Regions from separate parts of the Homo sapiens genome. Here region 2 is linked to region 1. The links are chromatin contacts, found by Hi-C in ENCODE. All regions are on one chromosome and are shown on one strand. Each heading gives the region's core, a stretch centred on a gene start or an enhancer-like site at or near the end of the contact. The rest is flanking DNA. Distances are from core to core; before and after follow the strand shown.

The links. A loop is a pair of places that touch in the nucleus more often than their neighbours do. Pooled maps may share reads with other maps.
Region 2: a pooled map shows a loop between it and region 1 (2.0-fold over the local background). The contact joins the promoter of OR14L1 here to the promoter of GCSAML in region 1. A Hi-C loop is called at or near these places in 1 of 50 pooled maps.

The regions. Positions count from the first base shown.
Region 1 is chr1:247,547,138-247,550,712 of GRCh38, reverse strand. GCSAML (germinal center associated signaling and motility like) reads right to left here and starts at 1,579. Exons shown (of 5, transcript NM_145278.5): 1 at 1,493-1,579. The coding sequence starts at 1,521.
Region 2 is chr1:247,615,250-247,618,824 of GRCh38, reverse strand. OR14L1 (olfactory receptor family 14 subfamily L member 1) reads right to left here and starts at 1,682. Exons shown (of 2, transcript NM_001396106.1): 1 at 1,425-1,682. The coding sequence starts at 1,461. All of the region lies in intron 2 of LOC102724446 (a long non-coding RNA gene), which reads left to right. RefSeq lists an enhancer at 3,303-3,575.

The DNA of each region.
Region 1 (3,575 bases), core at 330-2,829:
ATGCTCATCCTGAACTTTGATGGCCCTTCTCCATCCATGAACCCTTAAGCATTTTTTTTTGTTTGTTTGTTTATTTGAGACAGAGTCTTGCTCTGTCGCCCAGGCTGGAGTGCAGTGGCGGGATCTCGGCTCACTGCAAGCTCCGCCTCCCGGGTTCACGCCATTCTCCTGCCCCAGCCTGCCGAGTAGCTGGGATTACAGGTGCCCACCACCACGCCCGGCTAATTGTTTGTATTTTTAGTAGAGACGGAGTTTCACCGTGTTAGCCAGAATGGTCTCGATCTCCTGACCTCGTGATCCACCCGCCTCGGCCTCCCAAAGTGCTGGGATTACAGACATGAGCCACCGTGCCCAGCCACCCTTAAGCTCTTTAACAAATAGCAATTTACTGAAAGACTAAATGAAGACATCAAGGGACAGCTGAACTATTTAACCTGGTGAAAGGAGACGGTATGAACCATCAGGTGTGGGGAAGCCAATCTGCTGCCTCATAAAGACAGCTTCTCTGACCTACTTTGTTTGACTGTAGGTCATAAGCCCCCATTCCAGAGAGTCCTCTGCCCCATACCCGTAAGTAAGGAACGCTGCACAGAGAGGTCAAGAAGAATCTAAACAGACAGAACAAGACTTGCTGGGATTTTCCACTCCGTCTATTAGCGTTAGGTCATACCCTTTTTGTCCAGTCATATTTCTACATGGTACCCACTGGAGCACAGGAGCGATATGATGAGAGTTTTGCCTTGGGTCTATCAATGTAGTCACGTCATATGCAAGATTGTCTGGAAGGGGACTGGGAGAGCGGACAGAGGAGTGGGATGCTGTAGAGCCCATCATTTAAGATTAAGCAAGATGTAAGAACAATAATGCCTGTTATCTGTACACATTCTATAAATTATGAAGTATTGGAAGAGTGTAAGGCTAAACATTACCAAAAAAGGTGTGACTAAAGTCAAAGGCATTCAAATGCATATCCCGCATCCATAATTTGCAAGGACCTAACTGTTCATTCTCATACCAACCCACGAAGCTGATGGATGGAAAGTTAAGCTCTACACCCACATGAAGAAAAAGAGAAGCAGGAAAATTCAAGTGACAATTGTGTAGGGTTGCCAGATGAAATACAAGATGCACTGCTAAATTTGAATTTCAGATAAACAATGAATAACTTTTTAGTAAAGTACAACCCATGTTATAATGCCCAAAATATTATATGAGGCACATTCATACTAAAAAAAAAAATGTTTTTCTGGAATTTGAATGTGACTTAGCATCCAGTATTTTTGTTTTCTACATCTGGCAACCTATCATTGTTCCAGAGTAAGGCAAGAGAAGGAGCCAACTGGGCGTCACTGTGTGCTCCTAGAGGATGCTGTCTTCAGGCTTAACCTTCTAGAAGCACAATGTACCTCACCATTACAAATGCGTTATGTCCAGCCTCCTTATCTCTGTTCTCTTTCTCCCAAGAAAGGCGGCACCAAGAGTCAAGACTCACCTGAGTTTTCGCAGGAGATAATTTCCCATCTTTTCACAGTGACTCGGTTTCTCAGCTCCTGAGTTTCACTCCACTTGGGGAAGTTCTGACCAAAGCACCAAGAGGAAAATGCATGAGGCAGGACGTTGCATCTGACCACGGGTTCGTGCTCTTGCCAACCACGAGCTGCCAGGGGCCTGCGCATGATAGAGAAGGCAGGAAGAGCTCGAAAGGGGAGGCAGAAAGGAAAATGTGAGTGTGCGTGTGTGTGCCTGCACGCACACACACACACTCATACACACACGCGTGGGCATACAGTGGGAAAAAATCAGGCTGAAACATGAAAGTGAATCTATCACTCCAGGTTCACTTTGCTTTCAAGGAAATTCTAGTATTGCAAGACGAAACAAGGTAAGGACTTCCCTATTCCTCCGAAGTGAGCATAATAATAAGATTACACAATGCAATAAGAGAGTTGCATTTTTGCTGGAATAAAAGTGATTAATCTGGATTCATGATTTCTTAGGCAAACTGCTCATTACAGAGATCTGAGATCTCAAGATTCCAAATATGTTGTCCTCTTCCAAACATACAAAGAGAAAGCCTCTTCTTGGGGAAAAGAAAAAAACAACGTTAGAAATAAAATTTCTCTTTGTGGCTCTAGCAACGATAATCAGATCAAATGTCAATAGCCTTTCCTCAGAGGTCTGATACTTTCAAAGACAAGATGGGAAAGAAAAAGGAAAAAAAAGGATGAGAATAGAAGGTTATCAAAATTATTTGGGGTAGGTTAAGAAGCCATTGTTCTGGTTGTCAGCTCAAAGACTAACATGACAATGGGGAAAATGCAGGGCCTGGAAGACCTGTTGCCAGCATCTGGTCCCCCACTTCCTCCCCTAGGCTGCCCACCAGAGCCACAAAGCACAAGCTGGTTCTAGTGATAATTTCGAGGCCACAATATCAGCGGCAGGAGATCAGCTAACAGCTGACTCTGAGCCGTGGCTGTCAGGAGACTGAAATCGCTTATTCATGATGTCTCCTGCCGAAGGATTTATACCACAGGTGGTTGATTTTCTTCAGCTTCCAACCAACACAAAATCTATTTGCTGAAATCAGAAACTATATGCTCACCTATTCCAACTCTTTTTTTCTCCCAATGAGGAAATCAGGACTGAGGAAGTTTAATTGACTGTTAACCAGCAGCAGAACTCAGGAGTCTGGAGTGCTTTATCATTATTTATAAGTTTTGTATTGTTTATTTATCGATTATAAACATGAGAAAAATATATTACAAGCAGGAATGTCACACACCCCATTTCAGATTTATGATTTATCTAATTCGTATGTGACAACCTATGTACCAAAGTGCTGCTTCCCAAACTTTCTCATGTAAGCAAATCACCCGAGGATCCTGTTAAAATGCAGATTCTGACTCTTTCAAACTGGGATCAATATTTTGCCTTTCTAACAAGTTCCCAGGTGATGCCACTCCAGCCAATCCATGGAGCGGTAAAGGCACTAAGAAGCGTGTTCCGCCATTGCTGTCCTTGACCAGAAACACCGGCATCTCTGAGAACTTATTAGAAATGCAAACTCTCAAGATCCACCTAAAACCTGCTGAATCAGAAACTCTCAGGGGTGGATTCCTCCTGTTCCCTACTAAAATTTGAGAGCTACTGAAATAAATCTTTGTTTCTCTTATCTGATTACTCACAAATAAGCTCATTAATCCTCAAATGCTCAAGTAAGTAGCTCCATGTTAGTTTTTAGTCACCGAATGACAGAAATGTGGTAACACGAAAGGTTTCCATCTTTTCAGCACCTCTAACTCCCATTCTGTCCCATCCTAGCATAAATTGGTCTGGTAAACAAATCTCCTGGAACTCACGTTCTCCATCTGCAGAATGGATAGGAGCTACGTGAAAGGGAGTCTCAGTAAGCCGTAGGTATCCTGCCATTATTATGGCCATGGCTGCTGTTTGAGAACAAAGACATGCACAATATTCAACTTGATTTAAGTTCTCAATGCCATGTAGAAAATTAAGTACAAATAAGAAAAAATAAAATATTTAAATAACCCAGAATCCTACTACCCTCAACTACC
Region 2 (3,575 bases), core at 433-2,932, 68 kb before region 1:
AGAACTATTTTACTGAATGATTTTTAGACTGATATTTTTGAAGAAAGCCACATAGGAAAAGGCAGAGGTACAGAAGTATTTATCGTATGCTTAGGATATGGGTATGGATTAGCTAGGAAATGTGTATTTACATCAGTCTAGTCTTTTTGCTGGTCTTCAGAATCTGTCTTCAATGTTGAGATTCAAAGAAAAAGAATATCAATTATGTATTCAAGACACCTAAAAATATTGAGCAATTTCTACAATGATCTTTCCTAGCATCTGCGACTCACTTTATTTTTTTTTAATTTTGCTTTGGATTGGTCTAGTCCAGTAAAATGGGAGTCCTCATTCCCAGACTTCTATAGTGTTTAAGCCAAACTCTGAAATGGATTTTCACCCATATCAAATAATGTAGCTGGAATTTATGTAGGGTAAACTGTATCAATTTAAAGTATGCAATTCTAGGAGTTTTCGCAGTTGTATATGCCTATGAAACCACCACCACAACCAGGGCAGACTATTTTCATCATATCCAAAATATTCCTTATCCTTCTTTGTATATAATCTCTTCTTCTGGCAGTTTTCACTCTAGGCAATCACTGATTTCCTGGTCTTTCTTGGGTAAATCAAAAGTTAAACCGAGAAAGAAAACCAAAATGGAGTCAACTGAATGTCTCTCTACTGGAAAATGTGTTTCTATTTGTTCTAGTTTTCTGACATTGATCGCCTAAATAGCTGGTTGTTAAAGGGACAGGTACAACCAAATAGAAAGAAAAATGCTTCTTGTGACCAAGTAAAAGAACCAACTTCATCTTGGGAATCTATTCTGATTACAGTTTACCAGGGCACCATTAATTGATATCTCTTTTATCAAAATGTTTAAAGGAATGATGTGGTGACACTAATCAGGAAGAGAAATATCAAGGACTCTAAAGTGAGAACTATTATGCATTGACAGGCATTGGAATTGACTCTTTTATTATGAATTTTTTAAAATTCAGTCAATGCAAACATGTTTAAATGTGCACATCCTTTTCATTGAACACACACACATACAGAACTTTCACCACTGAAAAGAAATATAGACTCATCCAATCCCACCATACATCGAGACTACACACACACACACACGCACACACACACACACACCTTTCACCACTGAAAGGAAATATAGACTCATCCAATTCACCACACATCAAAACTCGTATTATACTACTCCCTCTTTTCTTTTACCTGCTTTCATGGATGTGCATTGCTCATGCCCAGATCCAGAACTGCTATCACCCCAAAAAAAGAAATAACTGTGTATTCTAAAATGTGTTGTGCTTAATCTATAAATCAGATAAGAAGATGGTATGGAAATATATCAGTGCAATCTATTAATTGAAAAATAATATAACATTATTTATGGTTTTATTTTCCACTTATGGTATTGAACTTACTGCATGCTATGAGCTGATTTTTGTTGAACTGGGCCATTGAGCAACTCCAGTCATTCAAAATTTCAAACTTCTGTTTCTTTGAGAAGGAGCCTTGGTTTACCTGAACATATCAGATAAAATTGAAAAATGCCCTAATCTAACAATGTGGCTGTAGCCTCCAAGTTGCAACTGCAAATGTCTTTATCTTCTCCCTGATTCAAAAATATAAACTTGATGAGTGCCACATCTGGTTTCCATTTAGCTGTGATTCAATATTTGTAATGAAATGGTGATTAATAAGTGAGATCCTAATGAGAGAAACTCTTTATAATTCGGAGGTCTCTGGAGACAAGATTTCTTGTAAATATGTCCTTGGCGAGCAAAAAGAAAAGCAGAGCTTTGATTAATTCAGTGACTAGCAACAAGGAGAAATATTCTTTTCTGTGATGTGGGATAAAAGAATGCGAATTAATTGCATAATATAACCTTCCACACGCCCAGAGGCTCGATTAGATAGAGCGCTTGTGCTGAGAGTGAAAGAAGAAACGATCGATACTTATGCTTGGACAATAGGTATAAACCCAACCAGAGATTCTGGAACTAGATTTTCATTCTTAATATTTTTATCCTAATATTCTTCCCAAATAGGTATATTTGTGCCTTTTCATAGCCCTTTCTATCCCAAGTCAATTTTGTATATGAATGGCAAATTTTAAACACAAAGCTAATCCAGCTGGGCATCCTGGCTCATGCTTGTAATCCTAGCACTTTGTGGGGCTGAGGCAGACAGATAGCTTGAGCCCAGGAGTTTAAGACCATCTCACTGGGCACAGGGGCATGTACCTGTAGTCCCAGCTACTCGGGAGGCTGAGGTGGGAGGATCTATTGAGCCAGGGAGATGGAGGTGAGCCATAGTCACACCACTGCACTCCACTCTCAACAACAGAGCAAGATCCTGTCTCAAAAAAAAAACAAAATGAAATAACAACAACAAAAAAACAAAACTAACCTGTCACCCTTGTCTTAAGACCTTTCTCTGCATTTCTTTGGTATTAAAGGTAAAATTTCTTGACTTGGCCCATATGCTTGAATGCTCCAATCCTCTGTCTCATTTCATGTCATTCCTCACGCCTACATGGATTGAGTGGTCACTGGATTGCTTCTTTTGTGGAATGCTATTCAAATATTTCCTCATTTAAAATTGAGTTTATTTTTATTAGTATGCAGGAATTATTTTTCATTATGGATACTAAGTCTTTATTGATGAAATTAGTTGTAGATATTTTTCAAGTTTGTAGTTTTATATTTCTCTTTATAGTGTTTTGACAAATAGAACTTACTAATTTCAATGTTGTTTTTCTATTAATTCTCCACCTTTTTTTTTTTTTTTTTTGAGACGGAGTCTCTCTCTGTCGCCCAGGCTGGAGTGCAGTGGCATGATCTCCACTCACTTGCAAGCTCCTCCCGGGTTCACGCCATTCTCCTGCCTCAGCTTCCCGAGTAGCTGGGACTACAGGTGCCCGCCACCACGCCAGGCTAATTTTGTATTTTTAGTAGAGATGGGGTTTCTCCATGTTGATCAGGCTTGTCTCAAACTCCCGACCTCAGGTGATCCGCCCCACCTCGAACTCCCAAAGTTCTGAGATTACAGAATTCTCCACTTTTAAAATTTTTTTGTTTTGGTTTTTTCTTTTGTTGTTGAAGAAATTATTTCTACAAATGGCACTGGCAGGATGGTGGAATAGGACTTTCCAACTCTCATCTGCTCACAGAAACATCAGTTCAAACAATTATTCATGCCCAAAAGGACCTTCACAAGAACTAAGAAAACCAGATGAGATATTGCAGCACAGAAATTTTAAAACATGCAATGAAGAGGATAGGAAGGACAGTGTCATCTTACCCACATCGCCTCATTCCCAATGCCAAGCAGTAATGTATGGAGAGAGATAACCTCTGTGTGGGCAAAGGAAAGTGAGCACCAAGCTTTGCCTCAGACCCCAACACCAGGCTTACCCCAGTAAAACCCAGCACCATGCTAGCCCCTGCATCACCAGGCTCCAGGCTGCCTTGCAAACACAGTCCCCAAGCTTGCTCTACTGCCAGGTCAGCCTCAGAAGCCCCGGGCTCCAGAGATCCCCCTGCACTAGGCCAGCTCCCACAACCATAGTC